3 separate regions of the Mus musculus genome follow, and all the other regions are linked to region 1. The links are chromatin loops, found by intact Hi-C in ENCODE. Cell type or tissue: heart. All regions are shown on one strand. Region 1 holds the start of Mir17 (microRNA 17). Region 2 overlaps 4930524C18Rik (RIKEN cDNA 4930524C18 gene). Region 3 overlaps Gm31072 (predicted gene, 31072).

Region 1 (8,000 bases):
TGAGTGGGCAGATAGGCTTTGTGTCGTCCATCATCTTAGCATTTGATCCTGGAGACTTTCCTACAAAATCCTAAGAACCCAAGTCAAACACACAAGCACAATTTGTTGCTTTCTGACCAACTTGTAAAAGGTACCCTGCTAATTTTCCTTATTCTGAGGTTTGAAATCAGGACACACAATGATTTCCTCTTCCCTGTAAATTAAGGCAAAAGACAAACTCCATGGTTAAAGCTAAGACTGGTCTCCCCATGCCCTCAACAAGAAAAAGATATTTGGGCCACTTACAGGAAAAAACAAGATACAAGATCATCAGTGCTACAAAATAACTTTATTTAAAAATGCTCATATGTACACCAAATTTTAACACAATTTATTAGCACAAAACAATGAACATTATTCCAAGTCTGTAACCACAATAAACCAGGTACCTCACAATGTTCTATTTTAGCTTACCAGAAAAAAAAAAACAAAACATTGAAACCCTTGTTAACAATCTTCCCATACTTTAAAATTCACAGCACGCACTTCCTGAATAGATCCTAGACAACTAGCAATGTATTATATATCATTTACACAAATAGAAAGGCACACCAATTCTGAGTGCACAGAGCAAAGCAATCTTAGACAAGAATCTGGAATAGGCTATACAAAATAATCTGGAAAACTCCAAGGAGCAGGCATGCTACTAGAACGGCCCTTGCCCAACTGAGCTGTTTCTACTGTTTTAGAGATTCACCTATTCTCTAAAGCCAGACAAACTAGTGTTACCAGTTACAGAACAGAATTGGATGATAAATACAACAAATTTTAGTGAACTGTTCTTTCTCCGGGCAGTTGCAGGTTGCATTGTGTCAGCAATTATGTAGGACTGACTCTTCAAACCATGCACAGGGAAAATCCAGCTGGTTTTCTGTGCTAGGTTTGCCTGTTAAAATGGACATCTTAGAGTTTTTAGTAAAATCAACAGTATATAGTCTCAATAATGCTTCCTTCTTAATATAGGATAAATTTAACTACTTTCATATAACATAAGACATTAGTAACCCACCCCCATTCCTGAAAGCTTATAGCAACTATATGCCCTAGTTACTACAAAATCAAAGTCTAAGAGAGACCACAGCTGTTTTGCCAACAGAGTTTTAGAGCAGACAGTCAGCAAAGCCCCCTGTGCGGAACTGAACAAGTGCGTTGCTGCGTGAAGCCCTTAGTGCAGAAAGCAGCTTAATTAAGGGAGGAGAGAGGAAAATCCTAGGAAAACTCCTCTTCACTACTAGGCCTCTAAGACACACATTCCTTACTAAAATTAAATCTCAATTTAAGTTCAAAACATTCTGAACACAATTACTACCACAAGCTCAGCATCCAAAGGTCCTAATTAAGACCTTATTAATTTTAAACTTCTAATTTAGTATATTGAAGAAAGTACCTGGCAGGCTTCCTATGTTGGAAGATAAACGTAGCATTCAATCCGTAACACTGGTGACAGACCCCTCCCTTTATAGGAGGCACATGGATCATGTGGATCGTGCTGACATTAGAGCTTTATCACGTTTTAAAGGAAGTTTTCATTAGTCATCTGAAACAAGTTTTAATCCAAAAATGTTAAGAATGGAGTCAGAAGTGACTATGTTTCTGTTTTAGTAATAATTGTACAATTCTGGTCACTCACAATCAAACCCAGGCCTGTGGAATCCTTACCTGGCAGCTCAGGGATCCATCAGTCAGCTTCTTGCATTTCTTTTAAAAAAAGCAACATATTATGGAAAACTTTAGCTCTGTAGATAGTGTCAGCTTAAACCTGATTTTAGCAGCTCTTCCTTATTAATTTTACTTTTCTTTAGGTTTCACTCCAATGATTTTTATTCATAGCCTGAAACCAACTGTGCTGCCCAAATGTAGAACTATATATTATATATACTGTTATCCTAAATACTAACTGCAGCTTCTCCAGACCCAGCACTCGAGTGTCATGTGTACCTGTCACTCTACTGACCATCAGTTTGCCATCTTTCCCTTGAGGGGGTCACATGGTAAGAACAGTCCAAGGATAGTTCTTTCTTACAGGGTGTGCACATTAACAGAGTGGCCACCACCTGTTAACTGTTAAGAACTCACGGATTAGGAATAATCTTATCAGAAAACACTCCATCTGAATTGTCACACTTTAATAAACAGAGATCCAAAGAAAGTAACATTTTTCTTAACTCATGTTAATGGGTTTTAGAGTAAAATAAACCTGAAGTCATACCAGGTTCAAAAGGCAGTTTAACTTCACCTAAGCCCCCACACACAACTTCTTACTAAATCCAGCGAGCAAACACGAAAATGAAATGATTCAGTAAAAACAAACCACAATTTAAAAACACAAATTTCAATTAAAAAAATCCCGTTTTACACACCAACGAAAGCAATAGAAATCACAGTTTACAGAATGTGTTCATACACTCCATCAGCTCGTGAACATTTTTACAGTGGAAATCGGCATCTTCAGCAATATTGTCATTTTCACATCTTCTGGTCACAATCCCCACCAAACTCAACAGGCCGGGACAAGTGCAATACCATACAGAGAAACACAGCATTGCGACAAATCCCAACCTGTGTAGAAAGGGGTTTGATTTTCCCTTACTTCTCTACAGACTTTTCACCACCACAGTCAGTTTTGCATGGATTTGCACAGCAGAATATTATACAGCTGGATGCAAACCTGCAAAACTAACCATAGACCAGTGCTCAATAACAGGACAGTTGGCTGGGCGATGGCCAGGCGAGGCTGGAGTTCTACAGCTGGCAGTACTTTAAGTGCTCGTAATGCAGTAGATGGCTACACACTACCTGCACTATAAGCACTTTAGTGCTACAGAAGCTGTCACATCACACACACCACGCAGGCTCTACATCGACACAATAAAAATACAAAATTAGTTTAAAAAAAAACAACACTTGAAGTAAATAGCAGGCCACCATCAGTTTTGCATAGATTTGCACAACTACATTCTTCTTGTAGTGCAACTATGCAAAACTAACAGAGGGCTGCAAACACAACTATGGAGAGACCCCTACATGCTTGCTTGACTTGGATTGGATGAGGACATAACTTCTTATGCCAGAAGGAGCACTTAGGGCAGTAGATGCTAGTCTACTTCACTATCTGCACTAGATGCACCTTAGAACAAAAAGCACGCAGCACCAGCAGGCCCTCCCCGCGACCGACTGACCGACGACTGGACGCAGCCAGTGCCGCCCGAGGCAGCGCCCACTGTGGCTCCCACCGAGGCAGCTGTCAGCATAATGCTACAAGTGCCCTCACTGCAGTAGATGCACACATCACTACCTGCACTGTAAGCACTTTGACATTATTCTGACTGGTCACAGCTTCAGTCCCAAGGTGAGGTTCACTTTATTCCTGCTAAATTTGAAATAAATAATTAGACAAAAAGGAAAAAGCCAAAGCTCTAAATTCTGTCACAAACATCAATTACAGCTTATACCCAAGGGGGGGAGGGGAGGAGCCAATAGCCAGAAGTTCCAAATTGGACACATGTAAGCCTTAAAAAAAAAAAAAAAACTCCTTAAAGAAATATAAGATACAATCCCATTAAAATGTTGGCTTTTACAGTAGGCTTCCCCAAAAAACACACAATAAGGGTCCTACAAAATGAGACCTGTTATCAGGAAGGCAGTCTGACTTGGTACTACCTTTAGAGGAAAGCCTCACATTGACCAGGCAGCAATCCCTTTCTTCTGTCCTCCACATTGTCAGATACTCGACAAGATTAATGATTATTGTTTAGTCATTTTCAAGTTTATTAGTCATAAAACATAAAAAAGTCTTAGTATCACCCCAAATTAGAAATACTCTATGACTCCAACTTGAAGGGTCTACAACTATTTGGTTAGTGTCCAAAAGCCACTGTAGATTTACTACGTTAAAATGTGGCTCACTCATTTATGACAAGAGTTCAAACTGTATTTATTTCATACCTTAAAAGACCAAGAATGTTGTACAAGCTCAAAGACAAAAGTGAAAACCAAAGGTCTCAAAAGAAGTTTTAGCTACAAAACTAGAATATACTCACCCACTCAGGCAAACTTCCTTCTCAGCAAGTATCCTTGGGCAATGCTTCGGGTGCTGCTAGGTCCACGTGTATGACTAGGGTTGGGGGTGGGGTGAAGACAGAGAAAGGGTAAGCACATTTGCTCAAAATTACTACCACTTTCCGAGCCCCATTCCAAGTTGCTCTTCTCTTAATCTTCCTAAGGGGCAATTCTATCCATTTGCCAAAAAAAAAAAAAAAAAAAAAAAAAAAGAGAGAGCCAGGACCACAAGGTCCTGAGGGCAACAATGTATTGGGTGGAAAACGCTGTAACAAAATAAAGTTGAAAACCCACCAAGATTCACATCCGTGCACGAATTAATGTGCCCCTGAAATACTGCAAGATGAGTAGCAGCAAGCCTGAACTCTACTGTCCAGCTCAAGCTAGAGAAAAAGGGCAACCAGGACTAGTCTTCACCACCCCTCCCCCAATCAGGACCTCGTGGCTGCACGCCGGGATAAAGAGTTGTTTCCCCAACTGCTGTGATCCTCGTGGCACGTTGCTCATTTTCTTCCCTCTGGTCACCTAAGAACCACGAGCCCTGCTGCGCTCTCCAGTTTTCTCCCCTCCGCGCCAGCTTATCAAGAGAAAACCGGACGGGAACACGGGATCCTGCCAAGTACCCGCCACGCTCATGGAGCCCGGGCCGGCAGCACATGTCGCACAAGGGGGCAGGCGGCCCTTGTGGGTTCCCCGCGCGGCCGCCAGGGGGCGGCAGGTCAGAGCCGGGCCGCGCTGCGCCGGACGCGGAGACTCCCCCCCCCCCCCAACCCCCGCCCGTTTCTGGGCGGCTGCGCGGCGAGCGGCGGCGCGGAGGCCCGAGCGTGGCGAGGCTCCGGACACGCCGGCCGTCCTTTGTGTCCCGCGCGCCCCCCGGCCAGGCTCCGGGGGAGGGAGGGGGGCGGACAGGGCGCTCGCCGCACGCGGCCCGAGGCCTAAGCCGGGAACAATCGGCGGCGGCGCGCAGTCGCCGCCATGTCCCCCCCCCCCCCGCCCTCGGCGCGCGCAGCCCGCCCCGCAGGAACATGGCGGCGGGGCCGCCGCTCCTGCCGAACCCGCCCGGCCCTCCCGCGCCGCGCTCGCAGCCAGCGCCCGTCCGGGGCTCCGCGCCGCCCCGAGGGCGGGCCGGGGCGTCCCGGGCCGCCCGGGCGGACCGCAGGGGTCGCCTCGCCCGCGAGGGGAGCTGCCCACGCGGCCGCACACAAAGCCCACGCGGAGCGCGGGGTGGCGCCCCGGCCCCGTCGCCCCGCAGCTCCCGCGTCCCGGAGCCCGGCCCGGCGCGCACAAAGTTTCGGGGACGCCGAGTGCCGCCCGCCCACGCCGCCCGCGCGCAGGTTCCTCGTGGGCGCGCCCCCTCCCGGCCCGCGGCCTGCCCCATGTGCCGCCGCCGCTTTGTTCTGGAGGCGCTTTAACTCTCGCCCCCGGGAGAAACTTTCCCCGCACGGCGGCCGCGCGCCCCGCCCGGCTCCCGCCGCTCCCGGGACGGCCGCCGGCCTCGTGCGAAGCCTCCCGAGGGCCATTGTGTGCGCCGGGCGGGCCTCTCCGGGGCCCGGGCCGCCGCCCCCTCGGGCCCCCTCCGGCCCGCGTGCGCGCCAGGACGGCCGCCCCACGCCGGCGCCCAACGGCCCGAGACCCACCCGGCCCGCGGCCCCCGCCCTCCCGCCCGTCCCGCCGCCGCCGCCGCTCCGCTTAGCGCACAACAGGTTTCCCTGAGCCGGCGGCGGGGCGGGCGCACTCACCGCAGCAGCCGCCACCATCTTCGCCAGCCTCCGCGCCACTCCGGCCCGAGGCCCCAGGCCGGGGGTGCGGCGTGGCCCGCCCGGCCCGGTCCGAGCTCGGGGCTCCGTGGAGAGGCACGGGCGGCGTGGGGGACCGTCCCCACCCCTCGGCCTCGCCGCAGGGCGCGAAGTGGCGCGAAGGCGCGGGCCGGGGCGGCGGCGGCGGCACCTCGAAGGACCATGTGGGTGAATGAAGGGCGGCGGCTCCCGCCTCAACGTAAATACGGACAAGCCCCACTCCCTCATTAGCATAAAAAACAAAGTACTTCCGACCTCCCCGCCCGCCCGCCAATCACCGCAGGCCCCGCCCACGGCGGCTCGTTCTTGGCGGCCAGGCGAGCGGGAGCCGGGGGAGCCGCTGGTGGCGCCGCGCCGCCTTCCCCGGGCCGCGCGTCCCCCGGGGTCCGCCCACTGCCGCCCGCTGCCCTCGGCGCAGGGCTCCGGGCCGGGACACCTCGCGCCACGCCCCCGGCACGCCCTCCCGAGCCAGCCCCGCGCGTGCGGACCCCGCGCCGCGCACCCTCCTGCGAGCGCACGCGGCTCAGGCTTCCCGCCAGCCGCGCTGGCCGGGGACTCGACGGAGGCGCCCGGTGACCACAGCTCGCCCACTCTCCCGTAGCCGCCGATCGGGAGGCCCACGCGAGTGGGAGACGAGTCACATCCACTCGCCCACCGTCGCCCCCCCCGATCTCCGTAGATCACGGATCCTTTGGGGGTCCAGCTCCTCCCGGGAAAGTCTCCTTAAACCTGGCCGCGTGCGACGGGGCGCGTGCTGGGCTCGGAGCTTCGCGACCAGTACCTGAGCCGCCTCCCTCGCCTAGTGCAGCACCGAGAAGTCTGGGCTCTCTGGTAGAGAGAGAGCACAGGGCTCGGAAAGTGCCTTGTAAACAACCCCAGAGCTGAGATAAGCCCACTCCCTGCTACATGCTGTGGTTCAGGAAATTCCAGAATTCTCAGAAACCTTATTAAAAGAATTGAGAATTCATAACATCTACTACAAGCAGCAATTTCAAACTGGTTTCGAGCAATCCAGTTCGTAGTCTTTGCAAAGCACATGCCACTTCTGTCCTGTGCTTTTTACAAGGAAACTGTAAAAACCGAATTCACCCGAAGATATCTCTAATGTCCCAGTGTTATGGGGCTGGCTTGGCATTCATTTCTTGGCACTTTCTCCATTTATTATACTCCCGACTTACTTTATCATGTATCACTTAATTTCGGCTGACATTTTAAAATAATGGATTAGCGGTTTTTCATCCCTTACTTTTCACTAGTAAGAAACTTTTCTAGATACTTTTTTGCTTTGAAAAATCAAAATTCATGAAGTTTCGAGTATGTAGACTGTCTGAAATACAGACCTTTATAAGTTGCTCGAAGGGGAAAAATGAAAGCTAATTTTATTAAGTCTCATTTACATTACTGTTGGCTGGCACTGACTATGTCAAATTTTCCTTAGAACTTTTATCTTCTGTTTTAAACTGGAGTGGTTGTTGTGTGCGTTCATCACTCTGAATCATGGGAAATCCCACCTATAGACAAGTTTCTTGGCAGAAAAGTTACTTATTTCTTAGTTTCGTTCCAATTAAAATCAACACAGAAATAGTTCTATTTTAAGAATCTGTTTTAAGCTATCTAACAGTATTTCTCTGGAAATCTGGCATGTAATCAGCTATTCTCTGTATCTATAGTAAGTATAAAGGATTTGGTTCTTAACACATACTTTTTTTTTTTTACGGTAATCAGAATTTTGGAAGATGTAAATTCATTTAAACTTATTGACTTGGAAAGCCCAGAAAGTTTCAGAATTACTAGGTTGCATTTTATTTTAAAATGTGCACTCATGCTTCCTTTCAAAATTAATAAAGCATATTGATTATAATGAAGACAATTGAAAACCATTTTATACCAATGAATTTAAAACTTAGTCCCCTGCCCCCCCTCTGTGCGTGTGTGTGTGTGTGTGTGTGTGTGTGTGTGTGAAGCCATTACTAATTAGAAACATCCACATCTGCAGTTTCCCGGGCCACAGCCAGGTACATATTATAAGTAAAGAAAATTTTCATGAGCATAATTATGAGCATCACAAAAAATATCTGAGCTGCTCTCAAATGCCATCTTCAGCTA
Region 2 (8,000 bases), 190 kb after region 1:
CAGCATCCCCCGATGCTGGGGGATCAAACCTCCCGGGGACCAAGGGCCTTCCCTCCCTTGCTGTCAGACAAGACCATTCTCTGCTACACATGTATCTGGAGCTATGGATCTCTCCAGGTACACTCCTTCATTGGTGGTCTAGTCTCTGGGAGCACTGCGTGGTCAGGCCAGCCTGTGTTGTTCTTTGAGGTAAACTCTTAGTCCTCCTTCCTCAGCAACCCCAGACTCTACACTTTGGTTAATCTCTCCTCTCCTCTCCTCTCCTCTCCCCTCCCCTCCCCTCCCCTCCTCTCCTCTCCTCTCCTCTCCTCTCCTCTCCTCTCCTCTCCTCTCCTCTCCTCTCCTCTCCTCTCCCCTCCTTTCCTCTCCTCTCCTCTCCTCTCCTCTCCTCTCCTCTCCTCTCCTCTCCTCTCCTCTCCTCTCCTCTCCTCTCCTCTCCTCTCCTCCCCCTCTCATTACTTCCTCTCCACTCCTTCCTCCTCCTTCCTTTTCCCTCTCTCTCCTCCCTTCTCTTCCATCCCTCCCCCTCCCCTTCCTTCCCCCCCTTCCTCTTCCCCACCCCTCCCCTCCCCTCTCTGTCTCTCTAGACCTAGACATTTAATAATGTGTTTCTTTTTAATCCTATCATTTGTCTAAAAAAATAGTTTTATTGTATGTTATGTATTATGTATGTGTCTGCCTGTCTTTGTGTCTGTCTGTCTGAGGCCTTACTTGTGCCAAGTGTCAGTTTTCATTTTTTTCTTTTCAGTGTGAGATCTGAGGACTGATAGCAGATGACAGAGGTCTAAATTGTGTTTTAAGAAGATAAGCTCCTTTTTAAGAAGAGGAGGCCATGAGGTTGGTATGGGACTGTAGGGAAAATGGAACTGGGGAGGGGGGAGTGAATTTGATCTAAATACATAGGACATGCATATGAAATCACCAAAGAGGAAGTCAACTTAATAAAAGAAGGTGAGCACTTAAAATTCAATTGCTTGTCACCAACCAGCAGCGGGTGCTAAGGAGACAAGACTAAATGAGACTTAGGACTTAGAATTAAATCTGATTCATTCCTGGGGACTCAGGGTTTCCAGCTTGTTTACTGCTGGAGTTGGCTGCCTCCCCTGTCTGGAAGGGAGCTGGCCCAGCACTCTGCTTTACTTCAGTGTTTGCACAGATTCACCTTTGACTCACCGCTGATAAGATCACTGCATTTCCGTGGAGACAATCAGCCCAGCCCCTGGTTTGATGGAGGGCTGGTGGGCTCGCAGCTGGGACACATTGATTGCTGCTTGCGGGGGCGGGGGGGGGGTAATGGCAGGGGTGTAAAGTGTTGAAAGTGCGATTAAAAAGAAAAAAAAAACTTCCAACTTTCCTACCTCTTGCTACAACACATTTTAAATCGAAGAAAGTAAAATGTTTTGACACATGTGGTCAAGTGCTTACCCTGCAGTGCCGAGACTCCCTGCAATCTACTGGATGGACCTTAAAAGACCAAAGCCTGAAAGGTCCCCCTGAATGATTTCTCTTTTCTGTTGTTTAAAAGTTTCCTTTTTCTGGGCTTGAGAATCAGCAAACAAAATACTTCAAACATTTACGTGACTTCTGCTGGGGTTCCTTTTGTTGTAGGTAGTAAAAAAGAAAAAAAAAAAATCGAGGGAAACAGAGAGGGTCATGATTTGCCAAAGGTTAAAGATCACAATGAGTGACTGACTCCAGAGGCCACGAGGTCAAAGGTGCAACTGGAATCCCATAACCTCTGCTTCACATTTTACATTAGAGGGGCCAGCAGTGCTTTCTAACTTCTGTGAAAGAACCCTTCTACACATGTTCACAGTTGGCCTTGAAAAATTACTTGAAAACGATTCTGCCCAAGACAATCTTTCCCCTTGAAACCAAGTGGCAGGAAACAGACTTTTATAGAAACTGAACGGGTCCTCAGCCGTTTATTTGTATTTGATGCTGGAAGAGGAGGAAGTACCAGAGATTAATATGTGTTTTTAAATGGAAAAAATAAAAATCATTTTTTTAGATCAAAATCTGGACTGAGAAAGAACATTTATCCCCCCCCCCCCCACCCCCCATTTCAGTCTCCTGTGCATTTCTGGACTTGCCTAAAATTCTGGTTCTGCGTTTTGGAGAACCACAAAGAGCAAGGCCTCCGGCACCACTGGTGGGTCCCGTTTGGGACACATCTTCATGCTGAGACTTTACAGAAATCATTCTAGTGCACTGCGTTCCCCTTTTATCTGATTTAAGACAACAGAGACCTTGACGATGTGAGGGCCACTGTTTAGGTCAGATTTTCTGTGGCAACCTTATGACGGTTGGAGGCTGGAGATGGCACAGCTACAGCACGTGGGGCTGAGGCAAAGGACAGAGCCTCGCCTTTCAGCTCCATTGCTTTCTAACCCCTCATGAGCACTTAATTCCTCCCGGAGAAGGAACCGGTCATGGCGTAGGATCCTGTGGCCCGTGAAGGGTAATTGGATAACATCTTTTGAAAGATTTACAAGGCTGCCAAAGATTTGGCCAGCTTTAAACCTGATTGATTCAGTGTGAAAAGATCGGGACAATTCCGACCTAAAAGTTTAAAGACAAACCTTCCCGTGAAAGCATAATTTAGGACCCGCAATAAATTTGTATTGAAAACAGCACATAGACGCACCCAGTACATTGTAAGTTAGCATGATGTTAAAGGACTTTGCTCTCTATCTTAAATCCTCTAAAGAATCAAGCTTGTCCCTCAGATACCTCAATAATGACGTATTTCAGTTCTTACAATTTATTTTTCCTCCAAGATTTCCTTAAAGAAAGACACAACTAGCCAACTGCTTTATTTTCCTACCCAGGTTTACATCCTGCTAATGCAGACATTCACGGAATTTATACAGGTTTCATTTCATTAGGTAAAAGGCAGACCAAGTTTTTCCTTAGCCAGTGAAAGTGGGTCAAATAAATTTGTCCCACATTTTAATTTTTCAAAGTACTTATTCTCATCATATATTAATTTCCATCTTGACAAAATATATCTACTTCTCATTAGTACGATATTTTTGTGGATAGGCTCCACTGCTTTTGATGACTCACACAAATTAATGATTAAACATCTTCCAGCTAATTACTCCGGGCCATTAATTATTTATCTGGATCTATAAGCCTGTCATTCTATTAACCTCCATTTCCTGTTGCCTGTTTGAAAAGTGGCAGGTTCGAAGAAAGGGAAACACAAAAAATTCCAAATAAATACAAGTAAGGAGAGTACACATGTCTTTTCTCTTTCCTTCATTATTGAGGAAATTGGAACTATGGTATTTAAACACAGGTTTATTTGTGTTTAAACAATGGTCCTTTTGTGACACGCTGATTGACTGCTTTCCTCCTCAGATTTCCTCAGGTTGGAAGGATTTAGCGGGAGGACCCGTCCATTTGCCTCTTACCTGCAGTTGGAGGGAGGCCTCTGGAAGCTTTGTTCTGTCTCAGACATTTAACAAAGGAATCTTGATTGATGGACGCTTGTGTCGCTAGACATTTACCAGGGCCCAGGGATGATTTTCTGGGTAGATTTATTAGAACACCAATTTTCCAACAAATTGTGAACTTGCATTCTTCCCGTTGTCAAAGACAAAGAACAGTGACGTTAAGAAAAGAGTAGTTAAATTATGAATTAAGACATATTCAGAGGAAGGTCTTCTGTAGGAAAAACAGGGAAAACAAAGGTTTGGGGAAGGAAGGAGGGCAACGCTGTAGACGCTCACATTACTTTGCTGAGGAATTAGGCAATCATTTGGTTCAAGCTTCCCCGTTCCACATTCTAACCAGAGTTAAGTGTTAAGGAGGTAATTTAATCACTCGCCTGAGAAGCCTCCCTGTTTTGTGAATTAGAAGAGTGTCCCCCTTTTATTGGAGTCATCGGGGTCAAATAAATTCAGATGTATCAACTTGCAGGTGGTGGTCAGTGTTCTCTACAGAATTCCCTGCTCCTTAAGAGTTCTCAAAGCTTTTCCTTACAACATTGCATGCACTTCGTAAGCTGGAAATTGTTAAAGAAAGGAAAAATATCCCAGAAAAATCAGCGATCAGCAGCTGACAAGAATATATGTGTTTATATCTATATACATACATCTATGCATATATGCACAGACACATATATGCACATATGTGTATACATATATGTGTGTGTGTATACATATATACACATATATGCATATGTATCCTACAATAAGAACAATGACGCTTTTAGGAATGCTGATTTTTGGTTCTAGTGCCATCTAGTGGTAAGGTATCGGAAGACCGTGTGCAAGAGGCCTGACAGGTCATTACTGCCTAATGACTGATATTCTTCGAAATTTTGGTGTTATAAAAAATAATAAAACAAAAACGCTAAAAAAACCCCCAAATCCCCAAACCCTATCAATTTTCTTAGAGAAAACAGTATTGGAAACCCCATTAGTGAAAGGCTTAAGAGCAAAACCTGTTTGTTGAATTGTGTTCACATTCCACATACTCTGTCAACCTCCCTTTACAGTATGGCTTGAAACACTTCTTTCCCACGAGCTTTTTTCTCAGCAGCTGGGTCGATCAGCCCCTCAACATTGCTCACCCTCTTTGCTCATGTTATCTGCCTGCCCAGAGTGGATACTGTCACTGATTTGGACATTTCTAGGGGGGCTGCATTCAACTGGATCCAAGGTGGCTTACTGTATTTTCAGAATCAGAAAGTGCTGTTACCCATCAAACCCACACTTGCAGCCACATACCTCAGTGCTAAATGCAAGTGGAGGTTCAGCACCCAGACTTCGATGCATGGTGATCTGGACTCAAACTCTGACTTTTCAACTTCCTAACTAGGTCCCCTTCGCACATGCATTCTCTGCCTCCATTTCCATGAATCAGATTATATGTGTGAAGGAACTTACAAGGGTGCGTAACTCCTGCTTTGCAGGCATTTGCTTTCTTAGCATTGGAGGTCACTGTCACAGAGTGATGGTTGCCAGTAATGGTAACGCTTGAAAAAAGTGTATTGAACGATATGCCTAACTGGATACATATGGGTAACATGCCATGGGATGCTAGAAAGTGTTCCACACTATGTGCAGTTACATGCCATATACGGGTATATTCTCTGTCTACATGGCTGTAATAATATTCTGACTGAGGCTGATACTTCATGAGGTGCAACAGTCTAGGTGACTTTGGATAACTTGCCACTACCTAAACACGTAACTGCAATAATCCTTTTCAATATAACAACTTTGATTACATATTTAGGGGCTAGGAAAGGGATTCTCAACTCAAAATCTTTAATAATAATAATAATAAAACCAATATGCCTAACTGGGGTGTGTAATTGGGGGAAAGCAAACCCTGGAGATTATGCAGTGGAGCCAAAGGAGGAGAATGTGAAGTAAAAGATGGAACCAAGAAAGAGTAGCATGCTGGAAACAAAAGAGGCAAACCAAAGGGGTTTCTGGACTACAGAGAGCACACACTCCTCTTGTAATGTTTCTGATACACGTTGTCACAAATGTAAAAAGAAAGCAAATTCACTTTTAATCCTTTATTGTATCTGCTATAATTACCATGGCTCTGACTGGCTCGAAACTGAGGTGTTAACAAGGCCCTACCGACTCCTCCCTTCTCAGATTCACGAGCTGCCTGAAGTCTTGGCTTTAGGCCCTTCCTCTGCCAAGGTGCCTGGATCACTTCTCACACCAGCAGTGATCACTTCCGGTACAGCCTCAGCCAGATCTTTTCCTTGCTTCCTTTTCAATTCATAAGAATCACGGACCCAATTGAACATTACAAGACACATCCCTAATTTAAAGTTAATGAATCAGAAATACTCATTCCATATTTGACCTTAATGACTTTTTTTTTTTAAATTGAATCTATGAATGCCTCTCATGATGTAATGATGAGTTTTAAACGTTCCCAGTAAAGGACTCTAGTTTCTATCAGTTTTACACATGTGCCATCTGGACCTTCAAAGTGTGGTTCTCAGTCTCCTTCGGGAGCATGTGAGAAACGTGCAAATGGGTTCCTCTACATAGACCGGTGGCAATAGAATCTCCAAGTGCCTGGGCTGTGAGTGGGAGTTTGAGAGGCTCTAAGAGTGAGTTGGACTCTGCTCTGGTAGATAGCATTGTGAGGATGCCTCACATTTAAAAATGGTGAGGCAATTTAAAATTCACTACAGGAAAATTACCTAAGGGTCATCTAAACACAGCAGTCTCTGGAAACGCAAGCTGGGGTTCAGGAAGCAGTGCGCTGATGTCTACAGGTGACCACAGATGTGTGCTGAATTAGGGGACTTCTTAATTCCCTCCCCTTATTGCTACGATCTTTTGTTTGGTTTTGATTCTTAACCCAGCATGTCATATAGCCCGACTGGACTCAAGATGGCTGATGCAGACCTCTGCTTCTTAGATCTTCTGGCTTCCCCTCCCACGAACCTGGATTAAGGGCATGCAGGGCCATGTCCAGCTGAAGCTACACCCTTGCATGGCCTGACTATGTTCCTAGCTCTTCCTTCCTTCCTGTCCGTCCCTGGAAACTTCATAATTATTTTTTCAGCCACTGACGTCAAGACTTTGTCTTCTTTTTTTTTTTTTTACCCCACTCTTGTCAATGGACATTTATTGAGCACTTGCCTCTCTCCCACTTTAGATAATTGACTATCACCAGAAAGTCCTTTAGGCTCCTAAAACAATTCCTTTGTCACTAACAACTAAGAAACAACCCGGTTTTCTTAGGATTTTAGCTGATTGTGGAGAGTAATAGATATCTTCATATCGCAGTCCTTAAACTGTGCATAGACATCCACCCAGGCCCAGGATAAAACGTTAGCTTATGTGTAAGCAAAAGTAACTGTGAGATGTGAGAAATCAGAAGCTGTGTTAAGATCTTGTGGGGGCCCAAAGAATATAGCCACACACTTACCAGGTCATCAGCAAACTTGGGCTCTTTCAGGCCACCCCCTCACCCCTTCCCTCAAAAAGCCCCCCGAAACAAAACCAAAAACAAACAAACAAAAATGTGCCAGAAGTTATAAAGCAAACAATCCTTTGCTCCAAGTGGCTAATTGCTAGGTATTATACCTTGGTGAAATATGGTTATATTTCCCCAACCTTGGGTAGTAATTATTCAACCATATTTTTCTTAATCTATCACTAAACAGAAATTGTATTAGTACATTGCAGGGCCTATAATTTTCATATTTTCACAATACCTGTACTTCATGATGCATTTATAGGGAAGTGGTTATCATAAATCTATTTCGTATGCTTATGAGTGAGTCTTTCATGATGTAATATTTGAGATATATACTATAAGGATATAATATGATATGCCAGTGGACTCTGAAATGAAGAGGCCACACAATTCTCTAACTGACTTGGTGATTTGTTTCTAGATACATGCGGGGGGGGGGCATCTTTATCCATAAAATCCCATTTACTTTTATTGACATCTCCATTGGAAAAACTACGAGAGCTGACACTTCATACTTTATTTGCTAGGTAATTGATTCAACCATTCAAGGAAGGTCTTGTAAAATGTAAAAGTTGTTGAGAGCTGATGGTTTTTGTTATCTAAGACCTAGGAGTGCTTATGTCTACAACTGTCTTGCTATGACAATTACATCTGAATTGTTATCAGATGTCTCAAGTGCATTACTGGTATCTTGTAACCTAAGGATCATAAGTTCAATACTATGGAGGAAACCCTGAGCGAGCTACTGGCCGTGGGATCTGGTCAGTCCAACGAGCAAGTTATACTGCTTTGTCCTTCCCTTCTCCTGGCCATCAACTTAGTATTTTTCAAAGGTAATAGTGTCATCGAAGTCTGTGCCTACAAGATTAGGCAAAAATCTGCCTAATTGGAAGAGCAAAATGAATCAAAATGGAAAGCAGTTCATTTCCCTTCATGTGAATAGAGGGTAACGAGAATACACGTGGGGGAGTGGTTAAGTTCGGATACATCCAGAGAAACATCTTTTCTGAGGCAGCTTTCCTGGCATT
Region 3 (8,000 bases), 91 kb after region 1:
GACATCTCAAATACAAATGTACAGGTTTTCCAAATGAGGTAACATCCCTAGAAGTTTTAAACTACAATAACTGTTGAGGGAAAGTGAGAAACTGTCCTGCTCATTTAAGGCCAGAACTCAACAACACTTTTTAAAATAACTGCTTTCCTTCTCATTTAGGTATCACTGCCATGTGGTGAAAAAAAGTTTCTCTTCATAGACAAACTTTTACCCAACTTCTGAAGTCTCTTTCAATCCCACCCACAAGCCTACTTAATGCATAATCAACTTTTAAGAATGCAATTTAGCAAGCTTCTCCCTGCCTTCCTGCCTTCCAACTCTGGTCCTTCCTGAATCTGGTCAGGGATGCTTCATCCGTCCTCTCTGCTGCTCACTACCCCAGCGGATGTCAGAGGGCTCTGGCATGCCTTAGGGAGGAATGCTGCTAGATCAGCTGAGCCAGTCTCTCTGGACCTGATGTTTCCTTCTTGTAATTTTCCAGCCTTGGTCCTTCTGGTCCTTGTGTATAAATCTCCACTGTCCTATAATGTATTTGAGGAAGTTCTTAATCTTTCTTTCTGTCCCCTTGCATGATCCACTAGTTCATGCACTGCTTGTGCTGGGTCTGAACAAAGTATTTCTTTTGATGTTTTAGCAAGTGCTATTGAATAGAGTATTTCTCTCTTTTTAAAATTGATTATCTTATTTATTTACATTTCAAATGTTCCCCTTCCCAGTTTACCCTTTGCAAATCCCCCAGCCTCATCTCCTCCTCTGCCTCTATGAACGTGCTCCCTCACCTACCTACCTACCTACCCCTGCCTCACCTCCCTATATGATTTTAACCCAGAATTGTTCTTTTCTAAAGGCAATGCAGGGACAAAGAGTGGAACAGAGACTGAAGGAAAGGCATTCAGAGACTATCCCACCTAGTGATCCATTACATCTGCTGACACCAAACCCTGACATTATTGCTGATGCCAAGAAGTGTTTGCTGACAGGAACCTGGTATAGCTGTTCCTTGAGAGGCTCTGCCAGTGCCTGACGAATATAGATGAGATGCTCGCAGCCAACCATCGGACTGAGCACAGGGACCCCAGTGGAGGAGTTAGGGGAAGGACTTAAGGAGCTGAAGGGGTTTGCAACGCTGTGGGAAGAACAACAACATCAACTAACTGGAGTAACTAACTGGAGTATTTTCTCTTTTAGCAGCAGTGTCAATGGCGATACTAGCACAGTGCAAGGAAAATGTCTTGAGGACCTTAATCTGGAAGGAACTGGGATAATGGAGTCGAAGCCTCTATGTTCAGCAGCTTGGGCTCAGAGCGTTTTCACTAAGAAGCCCTTGAGATCTATAAATATATCTTTGCAGTTCTAACTCACCGAGACAAACATCTTCTGGCTCTCAGAGGCCCTAAGGGAAATACTCCTGAAGTAAATAAAACATTTTATCTTCAACTAATTTGTAGCCTTACTTTGGGGGTCAGTTCACCTGTGTTCCTTAAATATTATTAGCTAATACCTTAATAAGAGTCATTAGGAGACAACAGGGGTAATTAAGGGTGGGAGAGAGAGAGAGGAATTTAGAACACCATTTGATTTTACCCAAGACTGGATCAGGTTTAAAGACTGACAAGGGTCTTTGTTCCATCTCAACCCCAGTCTTTTATTATTCACATCCAGTGCATGCTCTGTGTAATTCCACAATGGCACACCGTCGATGGGACTTAGTAGTTCTCAAACCACGGGCATGGCTTATTTTTATCATGCCAGGAACTTTATGCTTTTTATAAAAATAGTTCACTTATATTGCACTTTGATTATTTTCTTTCAGTTTTTTTTTCTTAAATATAGAACTGTTTTAAAGATTACAGCGAATCTTAGTGGAGAACAGCAGCAGAGATAAGAGCCAGCAGTCAGCAGCCAGCAGCCATCTGTTGTACTGGCTACTCTTATGCAAACCAGGGAAATCTTGCTTTTTCTTTGTAAATATTTGTTTGAATTGTTGTAATTTTGAGACTATATACATGCAAAATAGCTTGAAAAGCTGTATATTAGGCTAATAATTTCTTTTCCAAATTTCTGGAAGCATGGCTTAGGTTATAATATGACTGACATGGTTCAAACGTAAACATTCAAATGATTATCATCAAGCCTAGATTACATAGGAAGATTTATTTTCTGTTTTCTAAAAATTTCAGGAAATTTTGTAATTGGCTTTGGAACTAAATTAAAGCTAGAGTCAAATTACCTTTACCATATAATCTTTCTTGTCTTTCCCTAACTTTTAATCAGATTTTGATACACAGAATCTCCTCTCTACTTTCAAATTTAAGATGTTTCCCAAAATTTTTATCATACCATATATATTTTTTCAGAGATCCATAATTTTAGGTTTTAGTAGCAGTCACTAAATTCTTACAGCCTCCAGTGAAACAACTATTCTAAAGAGATGGTATTTATTTTGCTTGACATGTGTGGCAGGTTGATTTCTTTTCAAAAGTCAGTTTACTAAATGCCACAGCCCATATATTTGTCTATTTTCAAAAGCAATGTGATGGTTGGAAATTAGCTCTGGGGTCAGAGCGCCCCTTGAGAGCCTCCCTTCAGTAACTTCTGCCTTGTGGTGGGCTTGCTTATCAGCTGCCTTGAGCCATATCCCCACTCTACCATAAAAATGCCTGAGCTAGGAGCTAAGCGGAACACCAGACAGCAGTTGCTAAAAGTCTCCTCTAAAGAGACCTGTTGCTACAAATCTCCCTCTAATATTTATGCAGCTATTTGCAAAAAGAATTTCTGGGACTTGTTTGTGAGTCGATGGCACATAGCCATCACAACCACAGTGGTTGTGTGTGCTTGGAATGTCCAGTAGGAAGCCCTTGAGAATTTTAAAAGCCAGAAGCAGACTTCTATTATGAAATGAGTATGTAATATATAGGGAAAGACAACCACATGTGCAAATAACACACACTGACGTAAAAAGGCAACAATTACTTTAAACCATTCTAAGAAGGCTTTTTTTTTTTTGTGGTCTTATAAATTTATTGCTGTTGTTTTTTAACCCTAACAAGGTTAGCACAGTGGTGGAATTCAGTGGTTTTAAATGCCAGTCCCTAATAAATTGTATTGGAATGACCAGGATGTTTTAAAACTGCTATCACTTTGAATATATTTATGTATGGTCCTTGGAGCATAAATGTGAAACTGTTGAATCCAAATTGCAGATACGAATGGATCGCTAATTTTAAAAACAGTGAAGGAAATGCCAACATTGCTGAGTTAAGGACCGCATCTGAGGCCCCCTGGAACAACCAGAAAGTACCTTTAGCAAATGTCTCAGCGTAGCTGCACAATACAGTTCACTCTAGAGATGAGAGGTGAGAATCACATGACCTCTGCCTTAAGAAATTCAGTGGGAGGGGGAAGATCTTTGGGTGACAGGTTGGTAAGAATATGTGTTACCGGAGGAGAAATGAATCTCAAACATTCTGCAAAACGCAGGGAGACTTGCACACGTGGTATCACTTGGGCAGAATATTGTAAGCTGGTGAGATACAGAGGAGTGAGACCATATAGGCAAAGCCATGGGCTTGAAACATGCTGTGTGTTAGAATCTCTTAAAAATGCTCTGTGCCTTCCTTCTTAGAGCCCTATTTCCCTCCAGGGGATCTTTGGCAGATGTCCTTTGAGCTGAGAGCAAAGGGTCAGAGGTGGTGACCCTTGCCTTCTAGCCTGGTCCTTGCAGCCTCTAACGCAGCTGTTGGAGATGCTTATCAATCTTCAAAAGGCGCCTGCAGAGAGTCCCTGCTGGGTGCCTACTGGCACGTAGAAGTCTCTTTTCTTCAGCGAGTTTCTCCTGCAGCCCATCTAAACACCAAGTGTTTAGTCCAGGACAGGGTATAAAATGCCTTTGTAAGCACCATTCCATCTTATCTCCACAACCCTGGGACATAGGTATTGTGTCTTTACCCCTTTTAAGGGATTAAGTCACTTGCTTAAGAGGATAGGCAGTTAATAACCTTTGGGGCCTGAGCTCAAGCTTGCTTTTTTGGCTCATAATCCTGTGATCTTTGCTCTACATTTAGAGAGCTTCCCTGCTTCTGCGTAAATGGAGGAAATGGGGGTTCTCAGTCTATCAGGCTAAAAGCTACCCCCAAACCAGTTCTAGCTCTGCTTTGTACTTTTTAAGTTTCCCTGGAAGACTTCTAGCCACGTTCTGTGGGAGTAGTGATAAAAGCACAATAAATAAATATGTGTCGGGAAGAAGCAAATGTGTGTACTTCGAGTGTCCTTGAGAATTTGATCATGTTTCACCTTCGTTAAAGGTTTGATTCAGATTTTCTTTATTTCTCTGAGTTCTCCCAGCTGCATTGCCCTGCCTTTAACCAAAGAAAGCATTAGAAATAAAACTTTACTCATGCTAACCAGAATATCCTTACTTACACAGAAGTAAACAGCTGACCTGGGATGTAAATGTTGATATGAAAAGAGGAACACAGGACATGAGATACAAAAAGACCTGTGGATAGATGTTGGCTGTAGAAGTGAAACCTGGGGACTTTCCCTTTTATAATTACGACTACATCTTCTCTACTATACACCTGTGATTTTTGTACATTTTGAAATGGTCGATGTTATTAACAACATTAAATACATTGCTAGCCTCTTTCACTTAGCTTCATGTTATCTACTGATGAACTTAGTCACTCTGTTCCTCGGCAGATCAATAGATGTAGAAGTAAGGCAATGAACTAAACCTGGTTAGCATTAGAGACCAAATTCTTTTGAAAACCTGTATGCAGCTGAGTTCATCCTTTAAGCAAACACATGTAAGGCCTAATACGTAAAACAGAAGCACAGAGGCTGTCTCAGGAATACTGTGAGAGAGAGTAAGTAACACTCTGCTCTCATCATTTGGGCCAACTTTAGATGTGTCCAGGAGGGGTTGTAAACCAGTTGAACCCTCCAGAATGTCAATTCTGTGATATTGTCTATCGCAGAATAAAATAATGATACTCAAATATACTGTATGCTCATCTTACTTTGGATGGCGGGGCTGGGGGGGGCGGCGCAACTGAAAGTCAGGGAGAGGCTAAAGCAACTTCGTTGTCCCCAAAGTAAGGCAAACTGACATGAGACTGGTACAATTTATTTTTATTTTTTTCTCCGGAAAATTGGCTGTGAGCATATTTTCATGGAAGAATAAATGTTCTGTAACTTTTAGGATTTAAAGGATTGGATAAGTAACCTGAAACCATACTGGAAATAGCATGATATCTCTTTGATTGGTGGCTCACCTCCACCATCCATCATCTTGTTAGAAGAGAGAAAGAGGCCCTGGCTCATCAATCCATCTTCCCACATTGTCAGGGCGCCCATCCTCAGATAAACACAATCTGTTTCCATTATTTATTTTCTGAGAAGGATTGAGTAAACTGAAGTATACCTGCTTTTAGTTTAGGCATGGTCTTTACAGGACTGAGTGGCACCGGAGCCTGTGCTTATTCTAAAAGCTTGGCTTACTGTAGATAGAGAAACTAAACTACATGACTACTTCTATCACCTTTACATTACATTTATATTTATATAGACTTTAGGTCTGCTTGCTTTAAGCCCTTTTGTACTTTTATATGTCCCCCCCCCAAATATTTGCAAACATTTGAAAAAAAATGTATGCTTCAAAGTACTCATTGAATTAAGGGTTCTATATTCTTATTTCTCTGTTTCTATATATATTAATTGAGTAGGGTTTTAAGTGCTTAATTCTTCTACCTATGTGTAATAGCTAGAAACTTTAATCAAAATGGAAGCTGTCATTGTTTTCTATATATTCTCTCTGGACAGTTTTTACTTTGACTTCCATAAGATTGATTCTTTTAGATTCAAGCACATTTTTCATTCATTTTGTCATATTCACCACAATTTTGAGTTTTGAGGTGTCTTAATTTCACTCGAGTCAAATCTTTCTTTTCCATGTGTGTTTGTGTGTGTGTGTGTGTGTGTGTGTGTGTGTGTGGTGTGTACATGCATGTTTGCCTGTGCGTGTTTGTGTGTGTGTGTAAGCCTCTGGTTGATAATAGCTCTACATCTTGTTAATCAAGACAGATTCTCAGTTTAACCCAGAGCTCACCAATGTGGTTAGCCTAGCTACACAGCATGCCTGTAGGACCACTAGTCTCCATCTCTTGAGAGCTGAAATTCAGGCAGACCACCATGCTCACCACACACTGAGTTCTAAGGATTTGAGCTTGGCACAGGTATGCTTCTACAGCAAACACTTTATCCAAGGAGTTATCTCCCAAGCCCAAATTAAACATTTTTTATAGTTGGTAAACTCCAAATACTTCTGGATCCTAGGAGATTTAGTGAATATTTATATGATTTGCTCCATAATTATTTCATTTTACAAACTTACTTCCATTCCATCCTGACCTGAAAGGCCTTTACATACATATATCAGACATGCTAGTCGTGTCTGCATACATTGTGAAAGTACTAGGCTTTTGTTTTTCAGGATTTGTTTGCTTGTTTGTTTGTTTGTGTGTGTGTGTGCCCATATATACGCTCACTTTGAAATGACTTATTTAGAAATATTAGAGGGTGTGGTATAGCATAAGAAGAAAGATAACATGGGTCATGGATTCAGGAACGAAAACATTTCTGTGAGCCGGACTAATTTTGTGAGGAATGCAACCACATAGACAACACACAGAATTTTAGTTCGCTGTGTAAGAAACAAATATCCATGTCTTTATATGCATAGCGTCTTATTTCCTCTGGCCACAAAATAGCATTGTTCAATGTGCTCCTCCTCCAGGCTTGGTGTGTGTGTGTGGTGGTGGTGGGGGTTGTGTGAGCCTTTCTTAATGCTTTTCTCTTTGCCCCTCACTCTGGAGAAGGCAGTTCATGCCTGGATGGAGGGTGTTGTGAAAATAAGTTCTGACGTGGTGAGGAAGTAAATATGAACGTGTGGGGCTTTGTCAGAATGCATCAAATAGGATTGGTGCTCTTTCCTATTTCTCATGGGCGCTCCGTCAGACCCCGGGATACTCAGAGAAACCTAAAATTCCGAACATTCTGTAGCTTTCAAAGTTTAGGTTTCTCAGAAGACCCTTCTCGGAAGAAGGTTAGAGAGGAAGTGACTCAACAGCCCAAGCTGGAACTTAAAGAGCTCTATTTTCAGCGAGGAAGTCTCCTCTGTAGGGCTGTTTCCGTGGGACACAGCAAGAAGGTCCATCCCCTTTCCAGCCTCTGTAATTACGACGGAACACGGGCAGCGGGCTGTGTGTGTGATACTCGATTTAAAAAAAATTGCATTTTTCATACACTCAGCTGTTCTGTCTGGGTTTTTGTGCAGGGATTTCCCTTTGAGGCCAATCCTGATGTCAGAGTTTTCTGAAAGCGCTCGCTGTGACTGCTGATTCCTTGCCCTTAAGTTTTGGGATTCCATTGTTTCCCCTTATTGTCTCCGCTGGCTGCTGACTTCATTTTAAAACAGACATTTTTTTTCCCCCGAGCATTTTAAGAGTCACAGCAAAACTGTGCAGACACAACCAAGAATTCCTATCAGCTTCCTGTGTCTCACACACAACTCTTGCCTTTATCACGAGAGTGGGGCTTCTAGAACAAAAGAGGAAGCCAACAGCTGTACTTGCCCTCACCCGGAGACTGAAGTCTGGACTAGCGCTCACTTTCCGTGTTTGCTCTGCGGGCTTTCACAATGTTCTAAGTAAGACACATATGCATCATGAAATCATCATACGATATGCACACACACAGTCTGGGGAGGGGGAGTGTCTTCTGCCAGTTAAAGAATTAAGAAGCAGGAGAAATCTGGAGCAGCAGAGAAAACTCTAATGCTGCAGACAGCAACACACAGAATCGGCAACTGAAGAAAGACATTTATTGGGGTTAAGAACTATGGGTTTGAAACAGACACACAGAGAAAAGGACCCTCCTTCTCCAGAGCAGAGCGGGCCTTGGGGAGCCAAAAATTCCAGTCACCTTTTAAGGCCTTTTTT

What was found. Peaks named below come from ENCODE experiments on the same cell type or tissue, not always from the same donor. Only the 100,000 strongest peaks of a DNase experiment are listed, where the experiment ranks them.
Region 2: it touches region 1 in a loop (10-fold over the local background); 8 of 42 quality-filtered maps call a loop at or near these places.
Region 3: it touches region 1 in a loop (2.8-fold over the local background); 3 of 42 quality-filtered maps call a loop at or near these places.

The regions. Positions count from the first base shown.
Region 1 is chr14:115,039,037-115,047,036 of GRCm38, reverse strand. It overlaps Mir17 (microRNA 17), which reads right to left and starts at 3,366; the gene lies at 3,283-3,366. It overlaps Mir18 (microRNA 18), which reads right to left and starts at 3,186; the gene lies at 3,091-3,186. It overlaps Mir19a (microRNA 19a), which reads right to left and starts at 3,037; the gene lies at 2,956-3,037. Mir20a (microRNA 20a) reads right to left here and starts at 2,880; the gene lies at 2,774-2,880. It also overlaps Mir19b-1, Mir17hg and Mir92-1. In heart, a CTCF peak has its summit at 4,770 (motif pointing right); DNase peaks (open chromatin) are centred at 4,756, 5,536 and 6,166; H3K4me3 peaks cover 4,179 bases; H3K27ac peaks cover 2,915 bases.
Region 2 is chr14:114,851,048-114,859,047 of GRCm38, reverse strand. 4930524C18Rik (RIKEN cDNA 4930524C18 gene) reads right to left here. Exons shown (of 6, transcript NR_045661.1): 4 at 3,420-4,012; 5 at 1,426-1,596. Among named protein-coding and RNA genes, the nearest start is that of Gm41244, 9.0 kb to the right of the region's middle. In heart, a CTCF peak has its summit at 4,257 (motif pointing left); no DNase peak of the experiment used is centred here; H3K27ac peaks cover 1,844 bases.
Region 3 is chr14:114,948,165-114,956,164 of GRCm38, reverse strand. Gm31072 (predicted gene, 31072) reads right to left here. Exons shown (of 3, transcript NR_168699.1): 3 at 7,869-8,000. Among named protein-coding and RNA genes, the nearest start is that of Gm31072, 6.1 kb to the right of the region's middle. In heart, no CTCF peak of the experiment used is centred here; no DNase peak of the experiment used is centred here; H3K4me3 peaks cover 572 bases; H3K27ac peaks cover 1,823 bases.